3 separate regions of the Homo sapiens genome follow, and all the other regions are linked to region 1. Evidence: chromatin contacts called from ENCODE Hi-C or POLR2A ChIA-PET data. All regions are on one chromosome and are shown on one strand. The core of a region is the stretch at or near the end of the contact, and the rest is flanking DNA. Distances in the headings are between cores, read along the strand shown. Region 1 holds the start of FAM13B-AS1 (FAM13B antisense RNA 1). Region 2 overlaps KLHL3 (kelch like family member 3). Region 3 overlaps KLHL3 (kelch like family member 3).

The links. Hi-C counts contacts between places; a loop is a spot of excess contacts on that map. ChIA-PET counts read pairs that join two places held with the same protein, here RNA polymerase II (POLR2A). Pooled maps may share reads with other maps.
Region 2: a loop to region 1 is called in a pooled map, with 4 times the contacts of the local background. The contact joins the enhancer-like site here to the promoter of FAM13B-AS1 in region 1. A Hi-C loop is called at or near these places in 2 of 50 pooled maps. POLR2A ChIA-PET finds 5 or more read pairs at or near these places in 2 of 52 experiments (T-cell and activated T-cell).
Region 3: a map of naive thymus-derived CD4-positive, alpha-beta T cell shows a loop between it and region 1 (1.8-fold over the local background). The contact joins the enhancer-like site here to the promoter of FAM13B-AS1 in region 1. A Hi-C loop is called at or near these places in 1 of 168 maps with a recorded cell type or tissue (naive thymus-derived CD4-positive, alpha-beta T cell) and 10 of 50 pooled maps. POLR2A ChIA-PET finds 5 or more read pairs at or near these places in 1 of 52 experiments (activated CD4-positive, alpha-beta T cell).

What each region holds. Positions count from the first base shown.
Region 1 is chr5:138,030,977-138,035,780 of GRCh38, reverse strand. FAM13B-AS1 (FAM13B antisense RNA 1) reads right to left here and starts at 3,007. Exons shown (of 2, transcript NR_037900.2): 1 at 2,829-3,007. FAM13B (family with sequence similarity 13 member B) reads left to right here and starts at 2,702. Exons shown (of 24, transcript NM_001385994.1): 1 at 2,702-2,999. LOC124901077 (a long non-coding RNA gene) reads right to left here and starts at 2,642. Exons shown (of 2, transcript XR_007058952.1): 1 at 2,530-2,642; 2 at 1,108-2,286. RefSeq lists silencers at 2,994-3,043, 3,054-3,123 and enhancers at 2,630-3,513, 3,614-3,673.
Region 2 is chr5:137,694,010-137,698,476 of GRCh38, reverse strand. It overlaps KLHL3 (kelch like family member 3), which reads left to right. Exons shown (of 15, transcript NM_017415.3): 4 at 69-190. Among named protein-coding and RNA genes, the nearest start is that of KLHL3, 40 kb to the left of the region's middle. RefSeq lists a silencer at 2,811-3,011 and an enhancer at 1,239-4,199. Within about 2 kb of position 2,361, at least 4 of the 41 ENCODE cell types and tissues checked have a DNase peak (open chromatin) inside an H3K27ac peak, as active enhancers do.
Region 3 is chr5:137,665,146-137,669,944 of GRCh38, reverse strand. All of the region lies in intron 6 of KLHL3 (kelch like family member 3), which reads left to right. Among named protein-coding and RNA genes, the nearest start is that of MIR874, 20 kb to the right of the region's middle. Within about 2 kb of position 3,549, at least 8 of the 41 ENCODE cell types and tissues checked have a DNase peak (open chromatin) inside an H3K27ac peak, as active enhancers do.

The DNA of each region.
Region 1 (4,804 bases), core at 1,758-4,257:
GATTTGGTTATGATTAGTTAAGCCGGGAGGAGAAAGACTAGGCAGGTTAAAGATGACTATGGTCCCCTCTTTAGGGCAAGCAATGAGACAACTGTTCCCAGCTGAAAAAGAGGAAAACATTTCACTCTTTGTGACTCAATGACAACAGGACTCTATTCCTAAGGAGACCACAGAACCCCTAAAAACTCATGGAACCTGCCTGAGTTTTCAATTAGGTACATGACAGATCTACTCCCACTGCACAAATTGAAAGGCATGGCAAAAGATACAAAATAAAAGTGTTTGTTTTGAATTATAGCCCATGTGGCCCCTATGTTGAACATACTGTTTTTATATTATCAAGTAGGATCTAGAGAATATATCTTCCAAGAATATGTTCTGCAGTTTTTGAGGGGGAAAATGGTCATTGATCAATTCATTTGTTTTTTGAGATCCCATACTTTGTGGGTAGGGTATAAAAACGCAAGGGAGGCCGGGCACGGTGGCTCACGCCTGTAATCACAGCACTTTGGGAGGCTGAGGTGGGAGGATCACTTGAGGCCAGGAGTTCAAGAGAGGCCTGGGCAACATAGGGAAACCCATCTCTAAAAAAATTTTAAAATTAGCCAGGCATGGTGGCATGTCCCTGTAGTCCCAGCTACTCAGGAGACTAGGGTAGGAATGCTGCTGGAGGCCAGGAAGTTGAGGCTGTATTGAGCCATAATCCAGACACTGGACCCCAGCCTGAGTGACAGAGCAAGACCTTGTCTCACCAAAAAAAAAAAAAAAAAAAAAAAAAAAAAAAAGGCAAGGGAATCCTTCCCTCTGGGAGCTTACATCTTAGGTTTCATATTCAGAGCAAAGTATTTATTACAGTCAGTTATGTCAACAAGAGCCTGTGTTGCATATGTGGGGCAGGCGGAGGAGGTTTTTAACTCTCTTCGGATTTACTCTCAAGACTTTTACGCACTTATGATAAAGCTTTTGAAGCAATCATATTGCTCCTGTTCTCCAAGCATGGAATCACAGGTAAAGCTTTCATTTAAGATATTTAAAGAGAGATACAAGGCTAAATGCACAGACTGCATCTTCACTGGGCTGCTCTGAAATCAGGCTCTGTTGATCCTGTTTGGCAGATTTGGAAACTTTTATTTCACTTCGCTCAAGTTTAAATAGGCTCTGAGAAATTAATTCGGATAAAACAATTCAACCCAGTGAACAGTGTCCGATTTGTAAACCATGATATGAATTTATTGACAAAAACTGTACAGCTAGTATAACTAGTCCTAGTTATATGCCTTGGACAATCCCTTCTTATTGGGTATGTAGATTTATTTGAGAGACTCCCTGAATGATGGAAAGGCTACTAGCTGAGTTTGGAATCAGAGTATGGGCCTTTGTATGCTCTTAACGGAGATCCAGAATTTAGGTTTGCTAGGATATAAACTCCACGAAGGCAGGGATTTACTGACGTATCTTAAGAGACTAGAACATAGTAAGCATTCACTAAGTATCTGTTGAATGAGTGAGTGAATCTGAATTAAGATTTAACTGCCCTGAGAGTAAGTGTTGGTTCTGGTCATTAGAATCAGTTGCCTCGTTCCTGGACAGAGTTCCTGGGAGCCTCATAGAACATTCTTATTCAGATTCTTCTGGTTTTAGACTCTTTGTGGACCCCACCCTTCGGTTATGACAGCATTAACTGGGTATGTGACACTTAGGTTACACATGGTTTACTCTCTCTGATGAAATGTGGGAGACACTGTGGCCTCTGTAGCCCATTTACAGATCATTTCATAGGGTAACTTTATTTTTTTCAAATCTTGTCCCAAGTTCTATGAGGGTTCTTGTTTTACATTTTCCAAGTTACTAACTTCCAGCTCAGGTAGGTAAGGGACAACTGAATTGTGGTGGCTGCTATTTTTTGTGCAGGTGTTGATCTACCGGCTGTCAAGGAGTCCAAATGGAAGATCTCAAAGCCCTTAACAGACTATAACAAAGAAGAGATTGGCTGAATATTCATACCCTTGTGAGTTCAAGGGAGTTGTAGGGATGGTCTGGGTAGCCATGCAAGTTCAGAGAGCTCATTCTTTCTGCCTCCTTTCAGCTCTGCCTCCGCAGCTGGCTGATTTTAGTATACGAAGCTCCCTGTAAGCCCGCAGCCTATCGACTTCCACAGTCCCAGACTAAGGCACCGAAGCCTTACTGTTCTCTCTGGAGTCTAGGTCAGGTCCTGAGGTGAAGGGGTAGGGTGGGGGCGGGCAGGACGCAGGTGCAGCCCCGTGGTCCCGGATCTAACTCACATCTCTGGGAATGGGAACCGAAGTCACCGCTTAGGTCTCCCCCAGCGGTTTTCGGTTCAGGTCTCTGTGCTCCTCACCTGGATATGGGCGCCCTGGGGGCCTGGCTTCCTCCGCAGAGACCAGAAGCGATCTCTGTGTTCCGGATTTTCCCTTTATCTTTCCTCTCCCCAGTGTCCTCTCTGTTTCCCAACCTCCCCATACCGAGGACCCCACAACCCGCCCCGGGATGGCGCCTGGCTGCTCGCACCCTAATTCAGGACCCCAATTGGTGGGAGAGGAACCGCGGTCCTCAAGCTTGCAGGACACAGGGCCGCTGCCCGGAATGCTGTGGGGGTGGGGACCCTCGCCGCCCCGCCCCCACCAGCGGCCTGCCCCGCCCCCTCCCACGCACGTCACGTCCGGCCCGGCCTCCGCCCGCCAGCCGCTCTCCTCCCGCTCGCCGTTAGGGAGGCTCTGCACCTCAGCCGCCGCCTCTGTCGCCACTCTCTCCCCCTGTTCCGCGTCTGCGTCGCCACCACCGCCGGGGGTATCCGGGGGGTCGCTTACCGGGCTGGCCCCGCGCCACAGCCGTAGCTTTAACCTCCCGTCAGCGGCCGCCCCAGGAAGAGGCTTCTCGGCCGCGGAGCCACTTGGGGCCTCAGTTCTCGCCCTCTTGCCGTCGCCGCGGGTCCTGGAGAAGCGGCCGCGGCCAGGGAACGGGGCATCGCGGTTCCAACGGTAGGTAAACGGGCGGGTACCCGGATCTGCGCATGCGCGGGTTGCAGGTCGCCGCGGCCCTTCCCCTCCTGTTGCCCCCCAGCGCCGCCTGCCACCCGCGCCTGCTCTCGGGCGTTGCGTTTCGGGATGTGGAGGACTCTAGCAGGTGGGGCGTTCCGTGGAGAGGGCCCCCTTTCCGCTGGAGAAAGAGGAAGATGAAGCCGTGTCCCTGGCTGCCGGGGGGTGTGGCAGCCTTGGATTTGCAGCGGCTGCAGTGCAGTTGAGCGGGCGTGCCCCTCACCTCCAGCCCCTCCAGAGTAGATGGCGCGACACCCCACGTTTCTTTGCTGACCTCTCCTGCCCGCTGGCGCTGCGCCTCTTCCCCGCCCACTTCCTTCATGCTGGGCAGTGAAGTTGATGTAGAAGAAAAAGGAGTGTGTTTTATTCTGGGCTCAACTGCGCCCCTTTTTAAGGTCACGTGAGATGAGTGGTTGCGGACTTCCTTAAATCGCTCAGAGAATATAGCCAAAATTGGGCTGTTGGTGCACTGGGGCCTTGTCTAGAATGCGCTCTGCATAGGCCAGGCTGGAGGGGGACACTTTGTATAGCATTAGGGTTCGCGTGGCACGCCTGGTTTCCTAGATGAGGTTGTAGGAATCGGTTGGCACATTTGCGCAGTGGGAAACTGTTAAGCCCTTTTTGTTTGTAATCAGTTAAAATCAAACTGACTTTTAGAAAGACGGTGGATTATTTCATTTGGTTCCCCGTTTCGCCTTCTAATCAGTGAAAAAAGTTGGGCATTTACTTTGAAGGATCTGATAATCTAAAATGGTAGCCAGAATCATTACCAGTAGTAATGCAGACTATTAACATTAACTGGGGTGCACCTGTTTAGAGAGACAGACATTAAAGGGTGGTTTTGAATTATTTGTCTTTTTAGAGCTGGGTTAGTGTGAGGCTATTTTCAACCTTCCTTTTTTGGTAACCTTGAAATGCTTGTTGGCCTGGTTTTCTCACAGGTACTGTGCATTTACTAAGTGCTTGTTGATGGAATTGAATGGACTGATAATTATTTGTATATCCATTGGGAGCGCCTTCTTACTTTTTTTTTTTTTTCCTTGAGACAGTTTCGCTCTGTCGTACAGGCTGGAGTGCAGTGGAGCGATCTCGGTTCACTGCAACCTCCTCCTCCCGGATTCAAGCGATTCTCCTGCCTCAGCCTCCTGAGTAGCTGGGACTACAGGCGCCCGCCACCACGCCTGACTAATTTTTGTATTTTTGGTAGAGATCAGATTTCACTAAGTTGGCCAGGCTGGTCTTGAACTGACCTCAAGTGATCCGCCTGCCTCAGCCTCCCAGAGTTCTGGGATTACAGGCGTGAGTCACCGTGCCTTGCCCCCTTCTTACTTTTTTAATCCGTGCTGCTTTTAAAATTGGAGTAATAGTTTCTCCAGTTTAATTTTATTACTAATTTAGACACGTGTGTGACACAGCTTAAGTTCTTGGAAAATGTAGAAGGGCATATTGCAGTGGCATAATTCATTGGGTGGTGTAAATGTTAGTTTTTTTTATTAGAATGTCATTGTTTTAGGAGAGAAAATGGCTGAAATGAATCTGTTGACTTGTCAGTGTTTCCCCACCAATAAAATAACTGCTTTTATAATCAGTTATGAATAACCTCAATCCATCGCTGCATAGCTCCTCCATCATCGTATTCAAATTTTAAATTTGGGGACTATAATAGTGTAAATTACTGTTTTGTTTTTTTTTTTGAGACAGGGCATCACTGTCGCCCAGGCTGGAGTGCAGTGGTGCAATCTCGGCTG
Region 2 (4,467 bases), core at 1,112-3,611, 340 kb after region 1:
ACCATCTGGAAGGTAAACATATCCCAGGTACCACATTTATGTCATTTTGTTTTTGTTGTAAACTCTAGGTGACATGTCTGAGAGTAAAGCCAAAAAGATAGAAATCAAGGACGTGGATGGGCAGACGCTGAGTAAGCTGATTGACTACATCTATACTGCTGAAATCGAGGTGACTGAAGAGAATGTCCAGGTAAACTCAGGCTCACTAATAGCTCAGTGTATTGCACACTCAGGACCCACCATTTTACAGCGTTATTTTATTTAACCCTCACAACAATTCAGTTGGTTACTGAAGAGGAAACTAAAGCTCCAGAGAGGTCAGGTGACCTGCCCTGGGCCACATGGCCAGGAGGTGGTCGAGCTGGTCCTCAAACTCATGCCTTCCTGGCTTGGGCACCCATGCTTTTAGCCACTAGGCCATGATATCCCTGAATGAGCCTGGGCCCCGGGAGTAGAAGATCTTTAACTCATGTCTTCAAAATCTTGTGAAGGAAAAGCTGGGAGCTTAGGTGACTCCTATTCTCCCCAGGTCATCGTCTCATCTCAGAATTCAAACAGGTGAATAACTTTTGGGTACTAACAGTAAGTGCAAAGTAATTTGGCATAAAATGAGTAGAGGGGAGGTAGTAGAAGTCTATAATTGGAACCAGCTCTCTTTGCTCTTTTCATCATGTATTTATTTAATAACTTTTTTTTCCTGTAAAATACAAAGTGTTTACAAACTTGGATAATTAGAAGATATTCTACTCTGGATCCTTATTGCCTGGTTAGGATTAAGAGGTACATAAAGCAAGGTACAGTTTATGTGGACATAATGTTCACTGTTTGGTGGTCCTGAGTCCAGAAGCTTCTGTCTTATGAGGTTGGGTTATGTCACCCTCCCAGCATGTGGATGCATTCACCAAACTGAAAATTCTCTGAACCTCATTGTTTGGGGACTTTTAATCTCTTCACTTTAAACTGTGGTTAGGTCAAGGGTGATGTTGGAGAAAAAACAAGAAAGATTGGCAAGGGGCTGGGCATGGTGGCTCACACCTATAATCCCAGCGCTTTTGGAAGCTGAGGCAGGCAGATCACCTGAGGTAAGGAGTTCGAAACCAGCCTGGCCAACACAGTGAAACCCTGTCTCTACTGAAAAGACAAAAATTAGCTGGGCGTGGTGGCAGGTGCCTTTAATTCCATCTACTTGGGAGGCCGAGGCAGGAGAATCACTTGAACCCAGGAGGCGGAGGTTGCTGTGAGCTGAGACTGCACCACTGCACTCCAATCTGGATGACAGAGCGAGACTCTGTCTCCAAAAAGAAAAAAAAAAAAAGATTGGGAAGAAGAGAGTTTGGATAAAAACATGGATTCTTCTTCATGCTGTTATGTATCTGCTGAGGCGGTTGCTCACAGGTTGTCTGTGAAGACAGGAGGTATTGAGGATTTGGTGCACCGAGGAGATGAGCATGGAGGCACTGGGGCTTTCCTGAAAGCCTTAGAAACAAGGGTCAGAGATCTGGGGCTTGGTTAAATGGCTGTGAGAGCTACACCTGGAGTCCCTTCCCAGGCACACGTACCTTGGAGGGACCCTGAGTTCCTGTTCCGTGGTGGAGGTACCAGCAGTCATACTTTTATAAGCAAGCATGTGCCCATCAATTCACATGCATTATTCCATTCAATTTTTATAATCACCCATTGGACCATACCAATATGATTCCTCCTTTACAGCTGAAGAAACTGGTGCTCAAAGGGGTTAAATAAACTGCCACGGTCACATAGAGAGTAAGTGGTAGAGTTGGAAGCTGAAGCCAGCCCCCTCTGACTCACTGTGCTCTGTGGCTATGATGAATTCTAGTTTCTCATGAAATGAATGATCAGAACCTTGACTTTGGCTCATAATTATTTACAATAATAAAAACTAACATCAACTGAGCACTTCCTATGTACCAAGCACTGTGCTAACTGCTTTAAATTTTTCTCATTTGATCCTCATAACAAACCTTATTGTCCTCATTTTATTTTTGAGGAGACAGAGGCATTGAGAGGTTAAGTAATTTGTCCTCAGTTGCATGGCTGGTAAGTGGAGGAGTCAAAATTCAAAATGACGCTTAATCACAGTGCTGTTCTGCCAGCTTTCCTGTTCATCTATATACCCCCCCACCTCTTTTCCTTTCTTTCTTTATGTGGCACTGATTCTGTGCCAGACCCACTGTGTGATTGGGGCAGAGACCCTGGGTGGCCCCAACACCTGCGCCCCCTGGCTGATGCCCTCCCTCTGTGCATGGCCCTGCCTCCCTGCAATTCCAGGAGAAGGTGCTTTCTGAGGCAGGGCATTTCCTTTTGTTTTTGCTAGAGGAAGCAAACTCTGTGGCAGGATATCCTCTGCTGTGTTTTCATGTTATCTGAGGAAGAAAAAAAAACAAAACGGGGCCTGCACATGAAAAATGGAGGGGAAGCCATTGCAAGCTGAAGGGTAACCTGTAGACTCTTGCTGGGGGCCATTTCAGGGCCTGTTTTCCAAGAACTGTAATGCTGAGGTGGCAGAAGGCAAGCTAGAAGATTTTTGACTTACGGTAATCTTCCATCCTGATGGGTGGATTTGGCCAACTACTCCTCTGATCTCAGCCTCCTCCCTCCAGGGACCAGGCAGTACTGCCTTAGTTATTCTATGAGGATGGTCTTGCTTCAGAGCTGAGGACCTGCACTTGGCCTTTTGTTCATAATCTTGTCACTGCTGCTGCTTTGAAGAAGTAGAGTTTCAGGCAAGATAAGAGAAGAGGAAGTCCTCTCAAAGCCCTGTTGATGTGGGGAGAGGGAACTGAAGACAGTCATTTCATGGATGTATTGCTCTTTTTTCTTTCAGGGCCTCTGGGAATGTATTTTGTACTTGTGTCTAGATCCCAGAACCCCATTGGATGGGGCCCTAATTTATCCCTGAGACCCAGAGTCTGAGCAGTGATACATCTTCCAGCCTCCAAGCCTTCCCTTCAGCATTCTGATTTCCTTGACTTTTTTTTCCCACACTTTTCTGTATGAAGCAAGTAGAAGGAAGAAAATGGCCTTTGACTCTAAGCTAGTCTCAGAGTCAAAGAGAGGGAAAGAGCAACTAGAGAAACCAGAAGGCCCATTCATTTTAGGAAGTCGGTTTGGGAAGGCTTTTGGGTAGGAGTGGACTCAAACAGGATAAGGGGTGTGGAGAGGTAGAAAGCCTTATAATTTTTGCCTACTAAGTGGGTATTGTGAACAGTAGGGAAGTTGAAAGCCATGTGGGTAGCTCTATCCAGGGAGGTTTTAAAAATGGAAAGTGTAACCTAAGGAGTATATTCAGGAAATATTTATTATTTCATTTCTCTGGCTGGTTGTCATGAGCTTGAGAATTTAAGCACCACACTGTGCTGCTGTCTCCTTGGAAGAGGGGAAGGGGGAAGGGACTGTGTGTCACTGGCATGATCTTGTATATGCGTATGGGGTTGGGGAGCTCGCTGGAATGCAGTCTGAGGGCAGATTGGACTCTCAGAAATCCTCTTGGATGGTGGGTGGTGGGGAGAGGGTTGCTGTTGAATTCCTGCCTCTTCTCACATCTGGCCCTTTTGGAGTTTACCACACCTCTGAGTAGGGTTTGTGCTGGCCAACATTTGATGGCTTCCTCTCCCTCAGGGCTTCTGAGGGTCACTGGTTAGAGGTTACTCCTCCCTAGGATGAACACCTATCCTATTTTGCCCAGAAGCGAGGGGCCTTCTGAGAGGGGGACTTTCAGTGGTAAAAATGGCAAAGTCCCAGGTAAATCAGCATGATTGGTCAACCTATGGCCTTGACACCAGTCTTAACTCTAGCTGATACTGGCCAGGGGGTGTCATGGAGGTCATTTGGAGACTGGGAGCAGAGCTTTTTATTCCTGGTGTGCATTCAGCAAGAATGGTTAATGGATCCCCATTTGACTAGCAGGCAGAGACTAATCTGGTCCTGGAATCTGTTCGGCCGGGCTGAGCAAGCTCACAGGTTAATTGAGTTTCCCAGTTTATGGCTGCTTAGAGGAGATGATGGCTGCTTAGTGGGGAGAGAGTTCAGGTGGTTAGATTTGGATCCTGGCTGTGTTCATTTATAGTCCAAAACTTTCAGAAGAGGGTGATTTTATCTTTTTCTTTCTCAGGAATGTATTAGTGGTTCAGAAAATATCACAGACATGGTGTTAATTTACTGTTTTCCTGCTGGGGATATAGGATAGTGGAAGAGAGGATGGAGGAAGGGAAAAGGAGCACGTTTTCTAGAACTCAGCTGTCGTGAGAGAGAAGTGTAAGCCTGTGGGTAGGAGCAGCTTTCCTTGTTGAGCGTAGGCATTTGGCTCAGGAGTTCGAGCACTGATAGTGGTGGCTCTTGGTGGTTATTGTCTGTGGGCAGGGATAATGAAGGGTGACCGACTGTCCCATTTTTAGCCCTGAAAGTCCTGGGAAACCCCCAGTCCTGGAAAAACTAGGACTGTTGGTA
Region 3 (4,799 bases), core at 2,300-4,799, 370 kb after region 1:
CCCAATGGGACACCAGTCCTCAATTAAAGCCCATATCTGAATTGTCTCTGTGAGCCATTTTGGCTTCAATTTCCACTCAGCTGCCCGGATTGAATTCCTTCTTATTTAAAACACTCAGGCATTTTCTTCTTGCTTTTGCGTATGGCTCAAATCTTTATTTTTTCTGTAATACATCATGCTCACGTGTTTGGAGCTACAGGGAAAGATTCCTTCCAGAGCAGCTCAGTCTACCATATTGACTGGCAGACATTCTCCATCCGTATGTCATCCTGCACTCATGGTTAGGATTAGTACCACTGACGTCTCTCAGCTTGTAGACGTTTCTATCAAACCATTGTGCTTCAGTCCTTTTCTTATTCTTTGTGGACTCATAGTGAAAGTCTTTTTTACTGGCTGTAGGTAGTAATAGAAAGCTGAAGAACAATTTCCAGGCCAAGTGATGTTACCGTTTTAATTTTTTCATCATTTTTGGTTATCTGAAGTCAGATATCTGGCAGTGTGCTGCTGTAGGAAGAGAACCATACATACATTCATTCATGCTTTTATTAATTTATTCATCCTATTAAGAAATATTTCTCTGTGTGGCAGGTAGCGTATTAGTCACAGGAGAGACATTGGCAAACAGATCAAAACAAGATACCTGCCTTTGCAGAACTTATATTCACATAGAGGAGAGATATTTTATCAAATATATGCACAAATATATAGCTATAAAATGAGAGATGTGGTATGAATGAAATGTGCAGTGTGCTGTGAAAGTGTGGATTGAAATCAGTGGTTCTAATTGCTGTCTTCTCACTAATTTGTTGGGTAATGTCAGGCAAATGACTTCGTCTCTCTCTGCCTTACTTTCTCCTTTTGCAAATGACTAGCAGTTTCACAGGGTCCTTGTGAATCTGAAATGAAGCAACTACAAGAAAGAGCTTTTAAGTGTTGTGTGAAATGGTGATGGTATGGTCAGAAAGAAGAATTCAACTGGGTAGGTTTCTAGGGAGACTTCAGACCAGGACATCGCTCAGCCAGTGGTGTGCTGGTAAATGTTTAACAACTGGCTCGCTAAAAAACATTCTAAAAGCCCTGATTCATCTGTTGATTCATTTGCTGATTTCCATGGTGTAAATATTTTCATCAAGGCTGACTTCAACTACCAGTGTAATGTCACTAAACGTGGAGTTAGGAAGAGACGTGCACAGTGAGCTCCAATTGCCGCACACCACTGCTCCCAGTTGTCCCTGGAGTTGTGTGTGGCAATGAGGTGAGAGTATGCTTAACACAAGTCTTGTTAAGCTTTCATTTAAGAAACAAAAACAGGAATCCAACAGAATCATTCTTTTGTCTAGAAGCACTATCTTCTTGATTTAAAAGCATGGCAGGAGATTTGGTAAATGGTATTGCCTCAATCCCTGGGAAAGGAATAGGAGACCTAGGGGAGGTGTCCCAGGAGGGCGTGGAGGATTGTAATTAGGATTATAGGTTTAGGAAGTTAGTTCCCCAACTCAACAGTCTGCCCAGGGTTTTTTTTGTTTGTTTGTTTTGAGACAGAGTCTCTCTCTGTCACCAGGCTGGAGTGCAGCGGTGCAATCTCGGCTCACTGCAACGTCCGCCTCCTGGGTTCAAGCGATTTTCCTGCCTCAGCCTTCTGAGTAGCTGGGGACCACAGGTGTGCGCCACCACGCCCAGCTAATTTTTGTGTTTTTAGTAGAGATGGAGTTTCGCTGTGTTGGCCAGGATGGTCTCAATCTCTTGACTTCGTGATCCGCCCACCTTGGCCTCCTCGGCCTCCCACAGTACTGGGATTACAGGTGTGAGCCACCTTGCCTGGCCTAGGTTTTTAAAATTAATTGTGTCTCTGAGATGCAAATTGCATAATGTTTGAGCATGGGTTTTTGGAGTTAGAGGTGAATTCACATCAGATCTATTCTTCCTGGCAGTGTGACCTTGTACAGCTTGCTAACCTCTCTCAGGCTGTTTCCTCATCTGTAAAATGTGAGCAGTGACACCTACTTCACAGAGATTGTTGGTGGATTAAATGAGATCATATGTGTAAAATGCCTAGCACTGTGCTTGTTGTTATTAATAAAGTTAGTCCTTCTCAGATTGAGTAACAATTCAGGTCCATGTATAGGAACCTAGTTTTTTTTCCCTGATATTGTCAAAATTAGCGTCTTTCTCTTCTTCCTATGTTTTGCTGAGAATTGCTCCCAATTGAACTTCTCCCCTTGCCAAGTCAGTGCCCTGCCTTTTTAACTGGAGTGCTTCTTGATCTTCAAAACACATTTTGAAAGCAGGGAAAGTACCCCAGGACTCCTCATTTTCCTTGGGGTGTGCAAGTCCAGCCTAGCTTGGCTGCCTGTCTGTCCAGAGTGTTGGAGTGGAAGGTCTGGATTCATCTGGTATTCTCTGGCCAAGACCTGTGCTTACATCTGAAGTGTGGTGAGCTGGGAGCTATGGAATCTGATTTTCTCCAACTCCTTTCCACTTGACAGTCTTGTAGCATGCAAGAAATTGGTTCTAGGACATTAATCAGTGAGGAAATGGGGCTATTTCTTTGTTTAAAAAGTGAAACCCTAAGTGTACCTATGAGCAGCTGATTATTTCATCACAAAAAGTAGTAGCTAAGTAGATATCACCCTATCCTATGATTGAATCTATAGTCTCTGCTTAGATTTTATAGACCAGGGGTTGACAAACTTTTTCTAGGAAGGGCCAGATAGTAAATATTTTAGGCTTTATGTTGTCGTGGCTTCTCAACTCTGCTACTGTAATGTGAAAGCAGCCATAGACAATATGTAAACGATGAGTGTGGCTGCCTTCCAACATAATTTTATTTACCAAAACAGGTGGCAGGCTGGATTTGGCCTGTGGGCAGCAGTTTGCAACCCCCCTGCTATTAGACCTATTAGACATTTGAGAGTCAGCTAAGAATAATGGATTTAGAGCATAAGCACTGAAGTTGGTTTTGTATGTAACCAAGCAGAGCTGGCTCTGCTTCTTTTTAGTTCTGGGACTTGGGCAAGTCATTTAATAAGGCTTAAGAGTATTTAATCATTGGGTTATCTTGAGAATTTGGGGAGGCGATGTTTATGGAGAGTCCCTTGGTGGGAAGGGTTATTGGGAACCATTTTGGGTACATTGAAAGCTAAAGCAAGTTGGAAGTTTATTTGCTTGTTTATTTTTCAAGCATGAAGTCTGAATGAAAAAAATATGTGGCCTTCTCTAGCTGCTGAGAAGGTCACTGTTGTTGCCGAATGCTGTGGCTTTCATAGCTGAGTAGATAAACAGTGTGACTAAGTGGAACTAGTTACACAAGTGAAGCCAAAAATAAAGATAAGGTTAAATATCGACTTTGGTAGATTCAGCTTGCTTTTTTGTTTTTATAACAAAAATTAAGCTGGTTGATGGGGAAGAATGTGATCAATAAATGCTACCCGCTTAAGGACTTGTAGTTCATTCTTCAGCTAAGCTTTGCCAATCAGTTACCTTGTGTTGTGCTAGGCAGCATTGGGAGATGGCGTGCAGAGACAGAGCTGGTACACTTCTCACTCTGCATAGGCTCACAGTCTATAAAGGGAAGTAGAAAGAGGTGTGGCTAACCAACCACATACAAGGCAGAATGGGGTTGTGGCTGCCCATCACCTAACCTGGCAAAGGCAGACTATCTGCCTTTGACTCTGCCTTACCCACTAAGATTCCAACCCCTTGTTCCCCAGCCCTGCTCTCTGCTCCAGCCTGGGCAGCTTCCACACATCTCCTTCCATGCTTATTCTGAACTCATTTTCCATTCATTCACTTAAAAAATATTTGAGTTTGTGTTATGTGCCAGCAAATAAGACAAGGTCTCTCATGGATCTTAAGGGCTAGTGGAAGAAACATAGTCGTTCAAACAATGCTGTGAGGATGAGGGACATAGCTCGATAAGAGTTCCTAATAAAAAATGAACTAGACAGGGATTTCTATGGTGTATGTGCTTATGTTTGTACACATATAGGTTATTTGATATAGAAATAGGAGCAAACTATACATACATACTACTCCTTTCCTTTTCTGCTCCCTTCCCTTCCTTTCCCTTTCCCTTCCCCTTTCCCCTTCCCTTTCCTTTCCTTGCCAAATTCAAGTTATGTCCAGCCTGACTTAAGTATATAATTAGAAAACAGGGCCAAGTGTTTTAGGGGAAAAGCACATTAACATATTTGCACAAAAAAAATGTACTTAGGTTAAGAAAAATTGGAGTCCTTTTTTCCTCCTGGCAGATAAAGCTTTCATTTCAACTTTCTGCCATCCTATAAATTTTGTTGTAGTTTTTTTCCTTAGAATTTCTTTTCTTCTCTCTTACACTGCTTATTCTGAAAAATTAAAAACCTACTGTAGGTTTGAAAGAATGAACATTCATGTAGTCTTTACCTAAACTCACCATTAACATTTTGCTTCATTTACTTTATCTCTCTAGACTTAATCTTTCATTTTGCTTAATCATTTGACAGTAAATTGCAGACATTATGACACTTCACCCCTAAATATTTTAGCATGTATCTCTTAAGAACGAGGAAATTCTCTTTTCTAGCCATAAAACCAATTATCATACCAATGAAATTTAATATTGATCTAGGAATATTATCTAACATATAGTGGATAGTCATATTTTCTTACTAGTCCCCCAAAAGTCATTTATGGCTATTTCTTTTAGAGCCATAATCTAATTATGGTTTATGCACGGCATTTAGTTGCCTTGTCTATAAATCTCTCTAATCTAGAACTGTCTCCCTACCTTTTTTTGTCTTCCATAATATTAACAATTTTGA